2 separate regions of the Mus musculus genome follow, and region 2 is linked to region 1. Evidence: chromatin loops called from intact Hi-C (ENCODE). Cell type or tissue: left cerebral cortex. All regions are shown on one strand. Links, peaks and the distances in the headings refer to the core of each region. The heading gives the core; the rest is flanking DNA. Region 1 overlaps L3mbtl4 (L3MBTL4 histone methyl-lysine binding protein). Region 2 overlaps L3mbtl4 (L3MBTL4 histone methyl-lysine binding protein).

Region 1 (5,386 bases), core at 61-5,060:
TTGTTATTCTCCTCCATGATCTCAGAGAGTTTACCCCTTGGCTGCTTGATTATATTTAAATGTCACAGCAGCCAGTGTATGTGGCAGAGGAGAGCCACTCATCCCTGGTAGACAGGAAACAGTGATGTGATAGGAAGGGACCCAAGGCAATATGCCCCCAAATGCCTGGTTCCTTTACCCAGACCTCCTAACCTTTTCAGAACCTTCCAAAACAGCATGACCGGCTGAAAGCCAAACTCTCAACATATGAGGCTCCGATAGAACATTTGCTATCCAACCATAACAGTTTCCCATGCCCCACCGAAGTCCTATTTGCGTCTCATAATGAGAGAGGGATTTAGTCTAAGTTTAAATTTCTCCATAGTCTTCACAGCCCCAGTGGTGTTCAAAAGCCCAAACTCAAACTCTCTCCTGAGATCAAGTCAAACTTTTAACTGTGAATCCCTGCAAAGTAAACGCAAAAATAGTTCTAAGTATAATGGCTGGGAGTAAACATTCCTATTTCAAAAGGAGATAATGGAGGCATAGAAAAAGAGGAGAGATACCAAAGCCAAGACTATAGTGCAGCAGGAAAACTACAAACACTGGAGCTCCGTGGCTGGCATTAGGGGATATGAAACCATGATCTGAGCTCCCCAAAACCTTGAACAGCCAAATTCCTATGGCTCTGCCATGTGCACCCCACACTGGCCTGTCTTCAGTGCCTCTATTCACTTCCCCGGCAGATATTACAGTTTTCTGACACCTCCAACATCCTAAAGTCTCCACCACTGGCTCACCTTCACCCTCATAGCCGCAGGCATTTCCCTCTGAAGGGCTGCCTCGCAGGAATACCAATCCTACCCAAACTTGGTTCTCCAGACTTTTCTCTAAAATTATAAGGGAAGTCTCTAAGATGCTACAACTCCTACATACTCTACTGCTTACAAAGCCAGCACCAGGTGCATATCACCAAAGTCTACATCCAATTCCAACAGCTTCACTGGGCTATGGAGGTAGCTGCTTCTCCATTCCTCTGAGTTACCACCAAAACACTTCTCAGAGCAACCTTATGTAAGCAGGACGGCCCATCAATAACAATGACCACTACAAAGTTCAGACACATCACCCTCCATCCAATGCTTATCAGGAATACCCTTTCATGTCAATGTACACAGAGGGTCTTTACAATGGCTGCTGAGCATACAGGCTCTCTTCTCCTTTATCCCCTTCTTCCTCTCTCTGAGTTCCCAGCCTTCTCCTCTCTCCTTGATCACCAGTGTCTCTTTATGATCCTTCTAACAAGCTCCACCCTCTGTCCTACTCCTATTAAATCCTGTCTCCCTAGCTATTCCTTCTACCTAGAACTCACTTCCCCTCACAGAGGTCAATCTGCTTTCCCTAGCCCTTCTCAGCAAGTTCTACAGCCAGCTCCTGAAATGCTGGATGCTATCAATAGCTCAGCACATCCATACTTCCCTCTCTCCGTTCCCTTTCTCTTTTATTCCCCCATAATATTTTTTTTAGTCTTTCAAACCATAAAAGAATACACCCATGAATTAGTTACCATCTATTGATGGTAAAGAATACACCTATGTATTATTTACCATCTATTGATGGACTCTCCCCAACTCAAATATAGGCTCCATCCATGTAGGATCTGCACCCATTTGGTTTGCCCAAATTGTCCAATGCCCAAATAGTACTTTGGATAATCTAAGCACACAACAGTTACTGTATGGAAGCAAGAAACTATGTATTACATATCGACTTAGTGGAAGTTGAAAATGTTTTATAAGCCGGGCAGTCATGGCACACACCTTTAATCCCAGCACTTGGTAGGCAGAGACAGGGGGATTTCTGAGTTCCAGGCCAGCCTGGTCTACAGAGTGAGTTCTAGAACAGCCAGGGCTACCCAGAGAACCCCTGTCTCAAAAAAATTTTTTTAAATCCAACAATTTATTTTAATTTTCTAAATAGACTGGGGCAAGGTGGACTGGAACCCTAAAGGAAAATAAAAAAGAATTTACTCTACCACCAAAAATACACTGGTTCTAAATCTTTGCTCTCCACAACATTTTAAGTTTCTTTAGCTCACCTCTGTGAGATTCTATGAGGTAAAAGGGAAGCCATTTGCTTAGACCATTTACAAATGCTACCTCAGAAAAATAATGCCTATTCCCCAATACACTGAACACAGCTCATCTGTTTCAAAATTAATTATTCTCAATAGCATGACATAATTGTGGATGTCTTTCTAGTGTTTGTCCCTTACTTTGTAAAACATTGTGAGACTCTGACTTGTGTCAGTTAACCAACTGAAGGTGACACCAGACCATCAAAATGTACCTGTGTCACATTAAGGAAAGAAATCACAATCTTCCTCTTGGAGAGCTTTGACCAAAAGGGAGCCCAAGTGTGACTCCCCGGCTTCTAGCCCCAGGCCTCTGTCTCTCCCTCGGAAAGGGCTTTATTTTATATTTATCTGAACAGTAGAAAGCATCACAGGGAGAAGGAATAAGCAATACTTTATAGTAATCTTTAACAAGTTTTCCAACGGATTAAACAGATGACCCCCAATTGACCCGGATAACAAACACACTGTCCATCAAGCAGTACCTGCATGCTGTTGGCAGCACTTATGCTGGATATGTATGGCTTTCAACTGGCCTGCTGTTTTCAGAAAATAATCATTATAATCACTCATACACAGAGAGAAGCGTGGGTCTCAAGCTCGGGGGGGGGGGGGCGGGCATGGAAGAATAGGTAAGTTACAGTTAAAGCTGTGCATTCATTAGCTTCGGTTGTAAAATGGACTACATGGGAAATCCAAGGTGAATAAGCTTACTTGTTCCTCTGTTCTTAGAGGCGAGTTAATCAGCCCGGATGCACAGCAGGATGCCAAGCTTAAGTGAAATGTAACACTCTGAAGTGTAGCATTCACTCATCTGAGGGGCCCAGCACAAGTTGGCAACTCTTAGAATGTAAGAGATATTTTGTTGTTGTTGTTGTTTTCCTAAAAAGTCCATGAACACACTTACTCCTTGAATCACTTTGGACCTTGACAAACGACTGTATTCGTGGTCTTATTCACAGCCTCCATTGCAGGACTCAGCAGGCGAGCTGACTATATTTTATCCCCACTCACCATCTGCTTCCCATATATTGCATTTAAAACTTCTTGGCAAAGATAAGCAATATAGTCCACCCCACTGTTAGTGGCATTGGGGGAGGGTGGAGAAGCCATAAACCCTCTACATCAAAAAATGTAGAAAGAGAATGCCTCATCTCAGGGTCAGAGTACACTCTCTTTTATTTTAAGAAGTATTGTTATTAAAATGGATGTTTTGACACAAACTTGTGACATACGTGCCTACACAACCAATTTACTATTCTCGGAGTTAAAAATACACACTGCAATGTGTTTGATGTATTAATATAATCATGGCCTCAAGAATAAGTGTAGTAGTTTCATCATCCATGAAGATAAAATAATTCTCACTTTTAGGTGAGGGAAATCACAATTAAACAAGAAAAATCAAGGTAGGGTTAGCATTTCTTCACAACAGCTAAATATATTAACACATTATATGGGTATTCTGCATTCAGGTTTCTTTTTGTTGCTTTTATAATTAATCTCCAGGGATGTTATCTACAATAAAGAAGCAGAAAATAACATCCATTATAAAAGTCTTTCTTTCCCAAACACTGAACAAGCTCAAGGTGAGAACCGACCCACCTACAGTATTAATGCTGGCATGTTTGTGATGTATAAGCATTACTGACTATTCCTCGGGGGTAAAATTGACAGGTCCAAATTCTGGCAGTTAGACAAAAGGCAGCATTTCTCAGGAACTCAGGAAGCCACTTCCCCTCTACCAAAAGAGCCATTTCTTTATCACTGGCAGAAGGGATGTATGACTGTCGTACATATTAGCATATCAAAGCACACGCTGGCCCCTGGTACCCTCGGTAGCATAAGTCCATGTTGTACATTTCAGGGTCTGCAGGCAAACTGGATCTTCTCGCCTGCTCTTCCTTATTCTATCTCCAGCCATGGAGCACTCTCTTGCTCTCTCTGTCTTTCTCTCTCTGTGTCTGTCTCTCTCTCTGTCTCTGTCTCTGTCTCTCTCTCTCTCTCTCTCTCTCTCTCTCTCTCACACACACACACACACACACACACACACACACACGCTCGGGCACACACACATCTTAGTTCCCAGACCTGTCCCTGTCTCTTGGTTATCCCTGTCTCTGTCTCTTCCTCTCTTGCTCTGCTCCCCCTCTCTCTCCTCTCATGGCCAAGTCCAGTCTACAGAACATGTCCAATCTACTACTTTCTCCTCCTGCTCTAGATTCTTCTAGATGCATCTGGTGGTTCTCTTTCTCATAGTTGTAATAAAACCTTTCACTTACTGTATGCCTTGGTGCCCCCATGTAGTCAGTTGATATGAAAACAACAATCTAGTACTTAGGAAATAAGAAAATAACAATGTTATTTCGATCTGAATGACAGTAGTTCCCATTCTAAAGAGACTTTGGAGTATTTGGGTATTTGCGAGAACCTATCTCCAAACAGTTCAAACTGGGTCTCTTTTTCTTATGAACAAATCCTTCTTTTAACAGTATGGAAGTAATTTGTGAGGTGTTGTTACTTGAACACTCAGAGTCTCATGGAAAGCCTATCAGACAGGTCAGTATGGATCCCTCTTCACACAGCATTTCATTCACCACCCAAGACCTAAGGCTGTGGCATGGGGCAGCTGAGTTGGCTGTGTCCCGATTGAGTGACACAGTGTCCACTGCAACATGGACACCCCAGCTGCCACTGGCCAGCATGTCATCCAGACCTTGGTCAGTACTAGGTGCCTCTCAGTACATACAACACAATACAAATTTCCCTCAATCAGAAATACATGGCTTTCATGTATATCTTCTAAGAAGTAACAACAGATCTAGGGAGCACCTGAGGTGGTGTGGGGAGCACCTCTGAGGCATAGACAAGTATGCTCTCTTAGAATAGAATGTGTGTCTCATCATGTGTTTGGCTCTCCCTGTTTGGAATAAGCACATAATTCCTTTAGCAGCAAACATATCACCCAGTCAGAAAAATATTATAATACATAAAAGTACTTACAACAACTGGCAAGCCGTTGCCGACAGTTATTTAAACAGTGGCTATCTTTGTAGCATGTGCTAAATGTTTTTTGCTTACATGCCATTTAATATTGACAGCAACCCTACTGCTGCCTTGATTTTACATCTGAAAATCCTATGGCTACACAAAATCAACCCAGGGGCCAAGGCCAGGCAGCACATTTTTAAATATTTGTTTATTCAACCAAAGATACAGATTTTTTTTAAGTGTAAAAATGGATGTTGGAAATTTTGAAAAACAAAATAAAAA
Region 2 (5,386 bases), core at 106-5,105, 350 kb before region 1:
TTTCAAACCCAGGCCGAGCCTTGCCCCATCCAAAGAGAGTAGTTTTGCTCTTGGCCACCACAACCCTGTGCTCAGTGATTGTCTGGCCCTTTTTTAATCCTAAGAGAACTCAATCGTGACACTGTGGTGGGACTGCTACAGGACTCTCGAGTTGTGTTAATTTCCTTCCCAATTCAGCAGAAAATTCGTCAACAGATCTCCTACCATGTTTGGTGATCTAAGAATTTAAGGGCCACAGTGGCTGAAGACATAGCATTCTGATTGTAAACGATCAACGTGTTCATCTGGCCAGATTTAAATATCAGTATGAGGACAGGGCAAACTGAAGGAAGACCTTAGCTGGTCACCACAGAGCCAGGCCTCCCATTGTGTCTGCATTGGAAAGTCAGAGGAAGGAAACACCTGGGTGAAAACAGGATGTCTCTCTTCCTTTTCTCGATCCCAACAAACACCTCATCTCAGCAATTAAGCTTTCTACCCAGTAACTTTCTGCCTGACCTACCAATAATGCCCACTTATCGGCTGTCCCATTGGTTAACCACAGTGACTTTCCTGGCTGTATTATGTGGCCACTGTAGATGTAGAGAGCCCACAGTAAACGCTGATCTCCACAAGACTGGATCTTCCCTGACATGAACAGGACTGCAGAGATGATAGGGACCTTTTCACCTTTAAAAATAAGAAAACTAAGAAAGGGGCTTTGAAGTAACAGAACCTGTTACTTGGGGGTAGATAGCAGGCCCTGAGTCTAAGAGTCTCTTGACTTTGAGTCAGGTTCTTGGCTACATTCCCTACCACTATGATGAATCCCAACAGACACATAGGACATTGTCCACAACAAAAAGCAAAAGCTGGCTCTGTGACTTTGCTACTGTTGCTTTTTGTGTCTTTTGGGGGGGGTTTGTTTTGTTTTGTTTTTGTTTTTGTTTTTACCTCTGAAGAGATTATCCAAGTCAATATCTTCTTTTCCTTTGATTTTCAAACACTTTGCCTGCTGTACAAGTCTGGCAAAGAACAGAAATAAAATCTGGATTCATTATCCTGTGAGGTAAGAATAAATCATGACAGCAGCACAAATTTAAATAGAAACCTCGGGGTAAATGACAGCGAATTATCAGGTGTTTCTCTGCACAGTCTCATTAGAACATTTCCTCGGCTTAACATTTAAAGGAAGCAGGAACCTTTGTTCAGAAACTCTGACTTTGAATAGTGAAACTTAAAAGTCTTTCCATCCACTCCTCCTGGAGGATGATCTCTTCGGGCTTTGAGGAGTAAGCACCTGAGACAGTGGGGAACAGTGTGGGACATAGGTAAATAATAAGCATTATTTCAAAGTCTGGCTCCTATTATTTCAATCAGAAGATCACAGCACTGTGGCTGTGCTCAGATAAGTGTATAAGTGACTAAGTTGCATTGCTGAATGTCAGAGAATTCATTAACTTTTGGGATGTTGCAGCACCCAGTGTGGACTAATTTTGTGCCTCTTTCATTGTCGGTTCTTCATTAAAAACCAAGGTTCCTGCTGCAAAGCAAATGCAGAAGTTTTGAAAATGAGACTTCCCCACGGTTGCTAATTACCGACTTAATTAATTTAGGCAGGGAACTTGAGATAATTAATTTATCTGCATATACTTATGATTCTTATAAACTTATAATCATTTGCTTTGCACACGTGTTTCTCTTACTGCACTTGATGGTTTTCATGTCAACCACACTGACAGGCCCGTGCCTCGGTCCTGACAGAGCAGAGAAGCAAACAACTTGGCTACCAAATCTGCCTAGAAGTCTGAAAGGCTTATAGGTTAAGTCGCATATTTTTTATCTATAGCTTCTGTGAACATGTTTGCCACAGCAGAAGTGCATTCCACTCATTCGTTAGGTATCTCTTGGTTTTCTTAATAGAAACAGCATCAACAAAACAAAAACCGGAAAGAGTTTGACTTTCGGCCCCATCTTTGGCCCTTCTGTTATGGTGTTCAGCCTACCGAGTGAGGAGCTGCCTCTGGTGCAGGCAGGGGGTCAAGGAGAGGAAAATCCATGCAGAGACACCTGTTTCATGCCTAGGACTCAGTTCCTTGGTCTGTGACACGGAGTGACTGTTTGAGCACTTGACACCTAGTGGTCAATCTGTGACATGAACGTACCACATGTCTACCTGGTTGGTCTGTGCACTCAGTAAACACCATTTTCAAAACATTGTACAGGCCACTATGTATTATGGACCAATACGCATACAACCTGTAGACTACTTTAACAGCTCAATGTATTTAGTTTTTCTTAGGTTCCCTGAGTATCTCTGTGTTGTCAGGACTTATTTACATTCTCCTAGAACAGGCATGTGACCTATAAAGAGAGGATTTGAGCTTAAGCAGCAAGTATCTGATGGCCAGTGTGAGATGCTGGATATCACAACCTCTGGGGCTCAGTGTTATAGCCTGGTCATTTTGTAAAGAAGATGAGGAAAAAGAACAATTTCAACTCTGCTTACCTGTTTTCAGACACGTTAGGGGATTGTACCCTTAATTTTATAATGTTTACAGCACTATGAATTAAATGAAACCCTCTTACAGCATCCCTCTGCAGTTTGTGTTGGTGAAATCTTAGATCTTTCATACAAAATTTTAAAATAGAAGGTTGCCTGTCTCATATAATGTCAATGGGGTTTTTGTAAATTATTTTAAGATAAATCAAATGATGTATTTGGTAGTATTTTAAAATATAAGCCACTGCAATTTATCAAGGGTATATTTACTTATGTCTCAATTTCAAATGCTTGTTCACTAGGGAGATAGCCAAGCCAAATCCTGTGAATGGTTCATCATTGAGAAATCTATAGGGGCATAATGGCTCCAAGGTCTAACTTCACTGAACCTTACTCCATTCTCACAACAACCCTACAAGGCAGGGATAATATCCATGGTTTATAAATGTGGAAACTGAGGCTCAGAAACACGGGACAACTTGCCCCATCTTAGGCAGCTAGGATGCAAAGTGAAATCTTTGGATACCTCATGTAGGCTTTCTTACCACAGATCACAGAGAGGGTGCCTTCTGCTCCTTCACAGACATGAGAGTCCTTGGGAGGACCCAAATCAGCATTATCAACTACTTTGGCTGTAACACTTGCACAATGCAGAGTTGGGTCTGCAGAGGTGTGGGGAGCCAGACTACAGGGGGACTCCCTGCAGAATTCTACTTAGAACTTGATCTCGTTGACAGTAGAAAAGACAGTGCTATGTTTGCTCGGTGAAATGATCTACTGTGGGAACTCTGTAAACAATGAGGCCTGTGGCACACTACAGATGAATGGATAGCTTATGGCTTAGTGAAAAGGCTCTATGCGACTCCTGTTACTATTCACTGACTTTCCCAGATGCTTGGACTATACTTCCATAGGGGCATAGCTCTAGTTCTGCAATGAACCTTCAGGATCTTCTGTGAGGTTGCTATGGCTGCGGCAAGTGTCAGACACTCATTCACCTGGATCTCTCTATAGAAGGCAACACCTTCTACAACCCCAGTACTCTCTACTCTCTGTGGCTCCTTCTTATTCTGCTACAGATGTGTGATCTCCACACAGGTATTGGTCACTACTATCTCCATGTTCATGAAGTTCCAACCCATAGACTAGATGCCTATCTCAGAAGATGTAAGAGTAATCAATTTTTGTTGAAAAAGGCACAGCACTAGGATCTGATTGTCACTTGGGTGAGTGATGTCACACTGGACAGTTTTAGGATAGAAGCTGGAAATGAATGGTCTGGGAGTCAATTTCTACTGTGTTCTGAAAAGTAGGATTTAATCACAAACAGCCATAGTTACTGGCACATTTCCTTCTGGTGGCTACTTTCATGACAGTGGCTTAGTTGAAAAGGGGTAGCCCTGACCGAACTCACAATATTGAGTACCAGGTTCTTGAGAGAACGTGTGCTGACCATGGTTCTATAAGAAAGCAGCAATATGCATGACTGATATTTAGGTAAATTCTCCAAGTCTAAGGAATATTCTTTAGGACTTTCCTGCCTTTGGATTCTATTCAGTCAAGATGGTTCCTCCCACTAAGAGGCAGGTGAATTGTCAGGGCATAAGGACCTGCGCACCCTTGGGGAAAATGATTGTAAGACAGGTGAAGAAGGTGCTGTGAGCTGGAAAGTGTAAGTTTCTCCCTCTCCATCTCCTTTTCTCTCTCCTCCCTCTCCCTCTTTCTCTCTCTCTCTCCCTCTGTGTGTATATGTATGTCTCTGTGTGTGCATGTGTGTGTATGTGTGTGCATGTATATGCATGTGTATGTACATGTGCGGGTATGTATATGTATGTGTATATGTGTATGTATGTATGCATGTATGTATGTATGTATGTATGTATGTATGTGTTTGTCTGTGTGTGTGTGTGTGTGTGTGTGTGTGTGTGCGTATGACTACATCAAGCTTTCAGGAGATGGACTCAAATGAAAGTTCCTTACAGGAAATGCAGTGGAAGCAGGACCTTGCAGTCCTGTGAAAGACCAGATGGGAGAAACTGGGGATGGGGTGTAATAGGGTGAGAGTTGGAGTCAGGAACTCAGGACACAAACTGAAGAATGTTGTCGTTTCCCATGTTCCAACGTGTCTGTCAGTTTGACAATGGCTTACTTGTTTATAGGACCATGGAGTGAGCCAAGAACCTGTGTGGTTGTCTTAAAGGATCTTATGTTATGTTTGGTTTGTAAATAAACAGTAATCAAACCCTTAGAAATAAGGCAGTATGGAATACCTGTTAAAGAAAAGCAAGTGTGAAAATGTTCTCTGTGGTCCATTTATGTGGGGAAAATATGGAAAAGTCGTTGTCAGGAAAGGAATGGGTTGGAGGGACAAAATACAGCCACACACAGAATATGATACAGCTGTTAAAAATGATGTGTATTGGGCACATTTGAGTTGATTTAGTAATGCATTTTGGGTGCATCCTGTGTGTCTGTGTGTCTGTGTGTTGTCCTTGACCTTGGACATTTTTTCTTTGTTACTCTCCATCTTTATTTATTTAATTTTGTGACAAGGTCTCTCACTGAACCTGGAGCTCCCAGAATTCCTTGTTTGGCAGACCAGTGAGTTACAAGGACCCACCAACTCTACTCCCACAGAGTTGATATTACAGGTGTCACTATTGCTTCCAATTTGTATGTGGGACCTGGGCATCTTTACCCAAATCCTCCTCACACATGTGCAAAACACACTTTACTGGTTTAGCTACAACCCCAGATCCTCATGATTCATCCTTAAATATGCAGGTTAAAGCATTTAATAGAAAGTTTGTATAGAGAGAGGTTCTACCTATACACTTCTATGAAGATGTAGACATTTACAAGGTGCTTGTGTTCACACAGGTAACTCCAGTTTGCAGAGATGAG

What was found. A loop is a pair of places that touch in the nucleus more often than their neighbours do. Peaks named below come from ENCODE experiments on the same cell type or tissue, not always from the same donor. Only the 100,000 strongest peaks of a DNase experiment are listed, where the experiment ranks them.
Region 2: a loop joins it to region 1, with 2.9 times the contacts of the local background. A loop is called at or near these places in 2 of 42 quality-filtered maps.

The regions. Positions count from the first base shown.
Region 1 is chr17:68,289,705-68,295,090 of GRCm38, reverse strand. The region is part of intron 1 of L3mbtl4 (L3MBTL4 histone methyl-lysine binding protein); the gene reads right to left. Among named protein-coding and RNA genes, the nearest start is that of L3mbtl4, 19 kb to the right of the region's middle. In left cerebral cortex, for the core only: no CTCF peak of the experiment used is centred there; a DNase peak (open chromatin) is centred at 3,047.
Region 2 is chr17:68,637,117-68,642,502 of GRCm38, reverse strand. It overlaps L3mbtl4 (L3MBTL4 histone methyl-lysine binding protein), which reads right to left. Exons shown (of 21, transcript NM_177278.5): 16 at 934-1,004. Among named protein-coding and RNA genes, the nearest start is that of Tmem200c, 200 kb to the left of the region's middle. In left cerebral cortex, for the core only: a CTCF peak has its summit at 2,134; a DNase peak (open chromatin) is centred at 1,144.